Regions from separate parts of the Homo sapiens genome. Here region 2 is linked to region 1. Evidence: read pairs that join two places in POLR2A ChIA-PET (ENCODE). Cell type or tissue: HCT116. All regions are shown on one strand. Links, peaks and the distances in the headings refer to the core of each region. The heading gives the core; the rest is flanking DNA. Region 1 overlaps LOC105370008 (a long non-coding RNA gene). Region 2 overlaps MED13L (mediator complex subunit 13L).

Evidence for each region. Peaks named below come from ENCODE experiments on the same cell type or tissue, not always from the same donor. Only the 100,000 strongest peaks of a DNase experiment are listed, where the experiment ranks them.
Region 2: POLR2A ChIA-PET joins it to region 1 with 5 read pairs; 1 of 35 experiments calls an interaction of 5 or more read pairs at or near these places.

What each region holds. Positions count from the first base shown.
Region 1 is chr12:116,504,889-116,507,803 of GRCh38, forward strand. It overlaps LOC105370008 (a long non-coding RNA gene), which reads right to left. Exons shown (of 3, transcript XR_945395.3): 2 at 1,910-2,025; 3 at 121-244. Among named protein-coding and RNA genes, the nearest start is that of LINC02457, 9.5 kb to the right of the region's middle. In HCT116, for the core only: no CTCF peak of the experiment used is centred there; a DNase peak (open chromatin) is centred at 1,593; H3K4me3 peaks cover 700 bases; H3K27ac peaks cover 2,500 bases.
Region 2 is chr12:116,133,650-116,136,564 of GRCh38, forward strand. All of the region lies in intron 2 of MED13L (mediator complex subunit 13L), which reads right to left. Among named protein-coding and RNA genes, the nearest start is that of MIR620, 14 kb to the right of the region's middle. In HCT116, for the core only: no CTCF peak of the experiment used is centred there; DNase peaks (open chromatin) are centred at 1,792 and 2,162; H3K27ac peaks cover 703 bases.

The DNA of each region.
Region 1 (2,915 bases), core at 240-2,739:
CCCCAACACTAACTCCACGATTTGCTGAATGCTAAACATGCTGCATGCATCTCTGAGTATAATTTCACTTGCCTGTAAGTCTTCAGATACCCTATGATGCTCTGGACAGCCATAAGGACATAAATGTGAAGATTTTTTATTGAAAAGTGCAACTGGCAATGCTCTAGAGAAATAGATACAATTGCAACTCTCTCATTCAACCACGAAAGCTTTTCTCCACGAACAGGACTTTAACATGTCCCACCTAAGGGAAGAAGACAGTAGGATTAATGCAGAGGGCAGGTTCCACCTCCCAACCAATTTGGAACTCTAAAGGGCTGAGTTCGGAACACACTTGGTCATGTTTCCCGAAGTGTGTACTGTCATGCCTGCCTGCACAGTGTTCTATGAAAGCATTCCATGCATAATTCTATTTGGAAAATGCTTTTTGCTACTGATCCTCTTGGAGATTCCCATGCCTGTGAACACATTAAAGGCTCTGAAAAGTCCTGCTGTAAAGAAGCAGGTTTGACTTGGTTGATCCCTCCCAAATTTCCCCAGTTCATTTGTTCACAGAGCCTATGATCTCATGAACAATTCTGAACATGTTCCTGTAATATGCATTGGAAAATGCTGCCCTGGAATGTTCTCAGCCAGCTGCCACCAAGAAATGTCTGATTCCATTTGGAGACAGATCAGGCTTGAAATTGTCAGAAACTGATATTCCAAGTTTCCTTCACTCTGGTTGTATCCAAAAGATGACAAAGATGGGTTTGTAGCATGGATGGAAGCAGCACATCCTATTTCCCAACTGCTGAGAGAACACACCACGCTAATCCTTGGTGCTTTCCGAAAGAGATGATGTCATCACTGTTTAGCACCATGTGCAAAGTGCCAGGAAAATAACATGGGATCTGGGGTCAGACATACCTGAGTTCAGATACCAGTTCTACCATGGACTCACTGTGTGACCTTGGGTAGGTCACTGTACCTCTCTGAGCCTTAAAAATGGGAATTAAAGGCCGGGCTTGGTGGCTCATGCCTGTAATCCCAGCACTTTGGGAGACAGAGGTGGGCAGCTCACTTGAGACCAGGAGTTTGAGACTGGCCTGGCCAACATGGTGAAACCCCGTCTCTACTAAAAAATTAAAAAAATTAGCCTGGCATGGTGGTGCAGCCTGTAGTCCCAGCTACTCCGGAGGCTGAGACAGGAGAATCGCTTGAACCCCGGTGGCGGAGGTTGCAGTGAGCTGAGATGGCGCCACTGCACTCCAGCCTGGCAACAGAGCAAGCCTCTGTCTCAAAAAAAAAAAAAAAAAAAAAAAAAAAAAAAAAGAGGGGGATTAAAATGCCTCCCTTGAAGACTTGTTTGAGGAGCGGACATACTATACAGGGGATGCTTGAGGAGAGTTGCTACAGTATTCCTTCCAAGTTATTTACTCCTACTGAGGTAGGAGGCGGAATTCGACTCCAGAGGTGGGGTTGGGACACGGGAACAGACTGAGGACTAGTTAAAGCAGGGCCGGCAAAAGCAGCTTTCTATCAGACGCGCCCACCGGTGTGCCACGTCAATTTACCATTGCCATGGCAACACCTGGGCGTTACCGCCCCTTTCCATGGCAACGACCCAATGATTACTACCCCTTCCCGAGAAGTTTCTGCATGAACCGCCCCTTAATCTGCATGCAATTTAAAGTAGGTATAAATACGACTGCAAAACTGCCCTGAGCTGCTACTCTCTGTCTATGGGGTAGCCCTGCTCTGCGGGAGCGGTCACGGAGCTGTAACACGGCCTCTTCAATAAAGCCGTTTTCCTTCTACCTCTGGCTTGCCCTTGAATTCTTTCCTGGGCAAAGCCAAGAACCCAGGCGCTAAGCTGCACTTTGGGGCTCGCCTGCCTGGCATCACTACTGCTGCTCGGCTCACCCACCTTGGAATGGTGGAGGTCTCTCTTTGCTTCTCTCAGTTTCTATCCCCCCAAAGACTAGGAGTGCTCTTTGGCCCAGGAAGTACGTGGTCTGTGGAGTTGTAAGACTTCCAAGGACACTACAGGGAAAGAGGGCAGATGTAAAATAAAATTCGTCTGATACAGCAAAAGTCTGAATTGTAAAATCTTGGAAAGAAATGCCATCTCAAAACTTTTCGAATTGTTAACAATAAAACCAAGGCACCATCAGTCTATGAGAATCTTGTAAGTGCTCTTAAAAGTAGATAAGAAAAAGGCCGGGTGCGGTGGCTCACGCCTGTAATCCTAGCACTTTGGGAGGCCGAGGCGGGTGGATCACGAGGTCAGGAGTTCAAGACCAGCCTGGCCAAGATGGTGAAACCCCGTCTCTATTAAAAATAAAAAAAATTAGCCGGGCGTGGTGGCACGTGCCTGTAATCCCAGCTACTCCGGAGGCTGAGGCAGAGAATTGCTTAGGAGGTTGCAGTGAGCCGAGATCGCGCCACTGCACTCCAGCCTGGGCGATAGAGCAAGACTCTGTCTCAAAAAAAAAAAAAAAAAAGTAGGTAAGAAACAAAAAAAAAAGGTCAGCTGTGGTGGTTCATGCCTGTAACCCTAGCATTTTGGGAGGGCGAGGCAGGCGGATGGCTTAAGCCCAGGAGTTCGAGTCCAGCCTGGGCAACATAGCGAAACCTCGTCCCTAATAAAAATAAATTAAAAATAGGGCCAAGCGTGGTAGTTCATGCCTGTAATCCCAGCGCTTTGGGAGGCCGAAGTGGGCAGATCACTTGAGGTCAGCAGTTCGAGACTAGCTTAGCCAACATGATGAAACCCCATCTCTACTAAAAATACAAAAATTAGCTGGGCGTGGTGGCACGTGACTGTAGTCCCAACTCGGGAGGCTGAGGCACGAGAATTGCTTGAACCCGAGAGGCGGAGGTTGCAGTGAGCTGAGATCGTCCCACTGCACTCCAGCCTGGGCGACAGAGTG
Region 2 (2,915 bases), core at 237-2,736, 370 kb before region 1:
TCCTATCAAGTGATAGGATCAATATTCCCTCCCCTGGATCTGGGTAGCTCTTTGTAACTGCCTCAACAAACAAAATATGGCCGAAGTGACTGTATGTTAGTCTCCAAGTCCAGAGCATAAGAAACTGATAGTCTCCACATCTGCACTCAGGAAGATCACTTTTGGAGTGCAACCACCCTGCTGTGAGGAAACCTAGTCCACACGGAGCAGCCACATGTAGTTCTTCTGGCCAACTGTCTCAGCTGACATCTCAGCCAAAAACCAGCATCGACCACCAGCTATGTGAATAAAAACACCTCCCGAGGCAATCAGCCCCCAGCCTGACAGAAAGACTGCAGTCTTGGAGCCCTTCCAGTGGAGCCCTCAGACATCCTGGAGCAAAAACTACTGGTCCCTATTGTGCCCTGTCTTAAGTTCTGACCCACAGAGTCCATAGGCATAATAAAATAAACTGTTTTTTGCTACTGAGTTTTGATATTAGATGATATACATCCAGTGCAACCACTGTCCCAGGCAGAGTAGATTCATAACTCATTCACAAAAACAAAATTATTGTACTTCACACTAGTTTTGCAGTAACATAATCTGGATGATTAGTGTTGGATGATAAATCATTAAGGTAGAAGCAGTATACTGAGAGACGAACTAAATTTCAAAGGCACCCGATTTCATTTTAGAAAGCACATTATGAACAAAAAGATACAGATTCAGTGAAATGAAATGCTGAATTTACAATTTATATTACATATTAATAAGAAAATTTTTATGAGAACCCTGGTGATATAACAGGGTACTAGGACGGTCTCAGCGGTGAAGCAAACTGGCTATGTGGCTGAATTTTAATTCATGTATCTATTCATTCAGCAAGTGAATGGATATGATATCTTAGGCACTATTATAGGGGCTGAAAATTCAGCAGTGAACAGATTTTTCATAAAACTTTCATTTTAGTTGAGAGAGGCAGAGAGTAATAATTTTACTTATATAAAATTATTCAAACCCCTGTTAAATGCAAGTTAAATGCAATTAAGTCTTTTACCTTATTTACCTAAAAGACAACATGTCTTTTAACCCATGTTAACCATGTTATGCTATTTACGATGATACGCCAGTTTTAAAACAAGACCCCAAGTGTCTGACACTCCTCCCACTGAGAGGTAAGGCCTGTATTTCTTTCCCTTAAAAAATAGGATTTATGGTTGCTTCAAGGAAGGAGTAGGATGAAAGCAACACCATGTGGCCGGGCGCAGTGGCTCACACCTGTAACCCCAGCACTTTGGGAGACTGAGGCAGGCGGATCACGAGGTCAGGAGATGGAGACCATCCTGGCTAACACTGTGAAACCCTGCCGCTACTAAAAATACAAAAAATTATCCGGGTGTGGTGGCATGTGCTTGTAGCCCCAGCTACTAGGGAGGCTGAGACAGGAGAATCACTTGAGCCTGGGAGGCAGAGGTTGCAGTGAGCTGAGATTGTGCCACTGTACTCCAGCCTAGGCAACAGAGCGAGACCCCGTCTCAAACAAACAAACAAACAAAAAAGCAAGTGACAACACATAATCTCTATGGGTAGGTTAGAAAAGCCATGCAAGCTTCCATCTCATTCACTGGAACACTCGCTCTGAAAGTCCTGAGTAATAAATCTAACTCCTCTGAGGCCACTATGCTGAAAGGAAGCCTAAGTTACATGGAAAGGCTACTTGTAGGGACTCCAGTCAACAATCCTAGCTCATCCATGCCCTCACATGAGTCACAAATGTGAATAAAAAGGCCTCCAGATGATCTTGGCACCCAGCCATTCAATTATACTAGCTTTGCCAGCTGAAGGTCGAGACATCACAGTGCTGAAACAAACCATATCTATTATGCCCTTTCCAAATTCTTGACCTAAAGAACCTGTGAACATAATGAAATGGTTGCCATTTTATGCCACCAAATTTGGGGTGGTTTGTTACACAGCAAAGGATAACTGGAGCAAGTGGTAAGATCACACTATAATATAAGGAAGTAGTATTTGTTCTAAGACCTAATGCTATCAAGGAACCAGGCTCGTGAGATGAAGGAATAGCTATTCAAATAGGGAGAGGAGCAAGTACATGTCCCTAAAGCAGGAAGAAACTTTAGTATAAGTCAATCAGATACACAAAGGCTAGCTGATCAGTTTTGTGATCCTTGATGAGTTATCCAGAAACTATGTTCAGTATACACAGAAGCCACTGTGCTGCTTCAAGTGGGGCTGTTTTTCAAAGATTCCCTTTTTTTTTTTTTTTTGGTGGACAGAGTCTCACTCTGTTGCCCAGGCTGGAGTGCAGTGGCACGATCTCGGCTCACTGCAACCTCCGCCTCCTGGGTTCAAACAATTCTCTGCCTCAGCCTCCCGAGTAGCTGGGATTACAGGCACCCGCCACCATGCCCGGCTAATTTTTGTATTTTTAGTAGAGATGGAGTTTCACCATCTTGGCCAGGCTGGTCTTGAATTTCTGACCTCATGATCCACCTGCCTCGGCCTTCCAAAGTGCTGGGATTACAGGCGTGAGCCACTGCACCCGGCCTCAAAGATTCTTTTGGCTGTTGTTGTGTCTCTTGATGTTTAATGAGGAAACTGAACTAAGTGCTATGGTCCCTTCATATCTACCATGCAAATAAGTGTTTCTCAAATTGGGGCTCTAGAAAATCCTTAAGCTTAAAATTAATGCTTATTTGTGCTCATCAGAATGATCTTCTCATAACTGAGTATCACCACACAATCTCAAGGCTAATGAGAAGAGAACACAGACCAAAAAATAAGTGTGTATGTGTGTGTGTATGAGAGAGAGGGAGAGAGAGAGAAAGAACGATGCATTCACGCCAAATGAAGCCACAGTAAGTTATGCTAAAGTTTTACAGCATTTCAAACAAGAGGAAATGGTGGAAGAC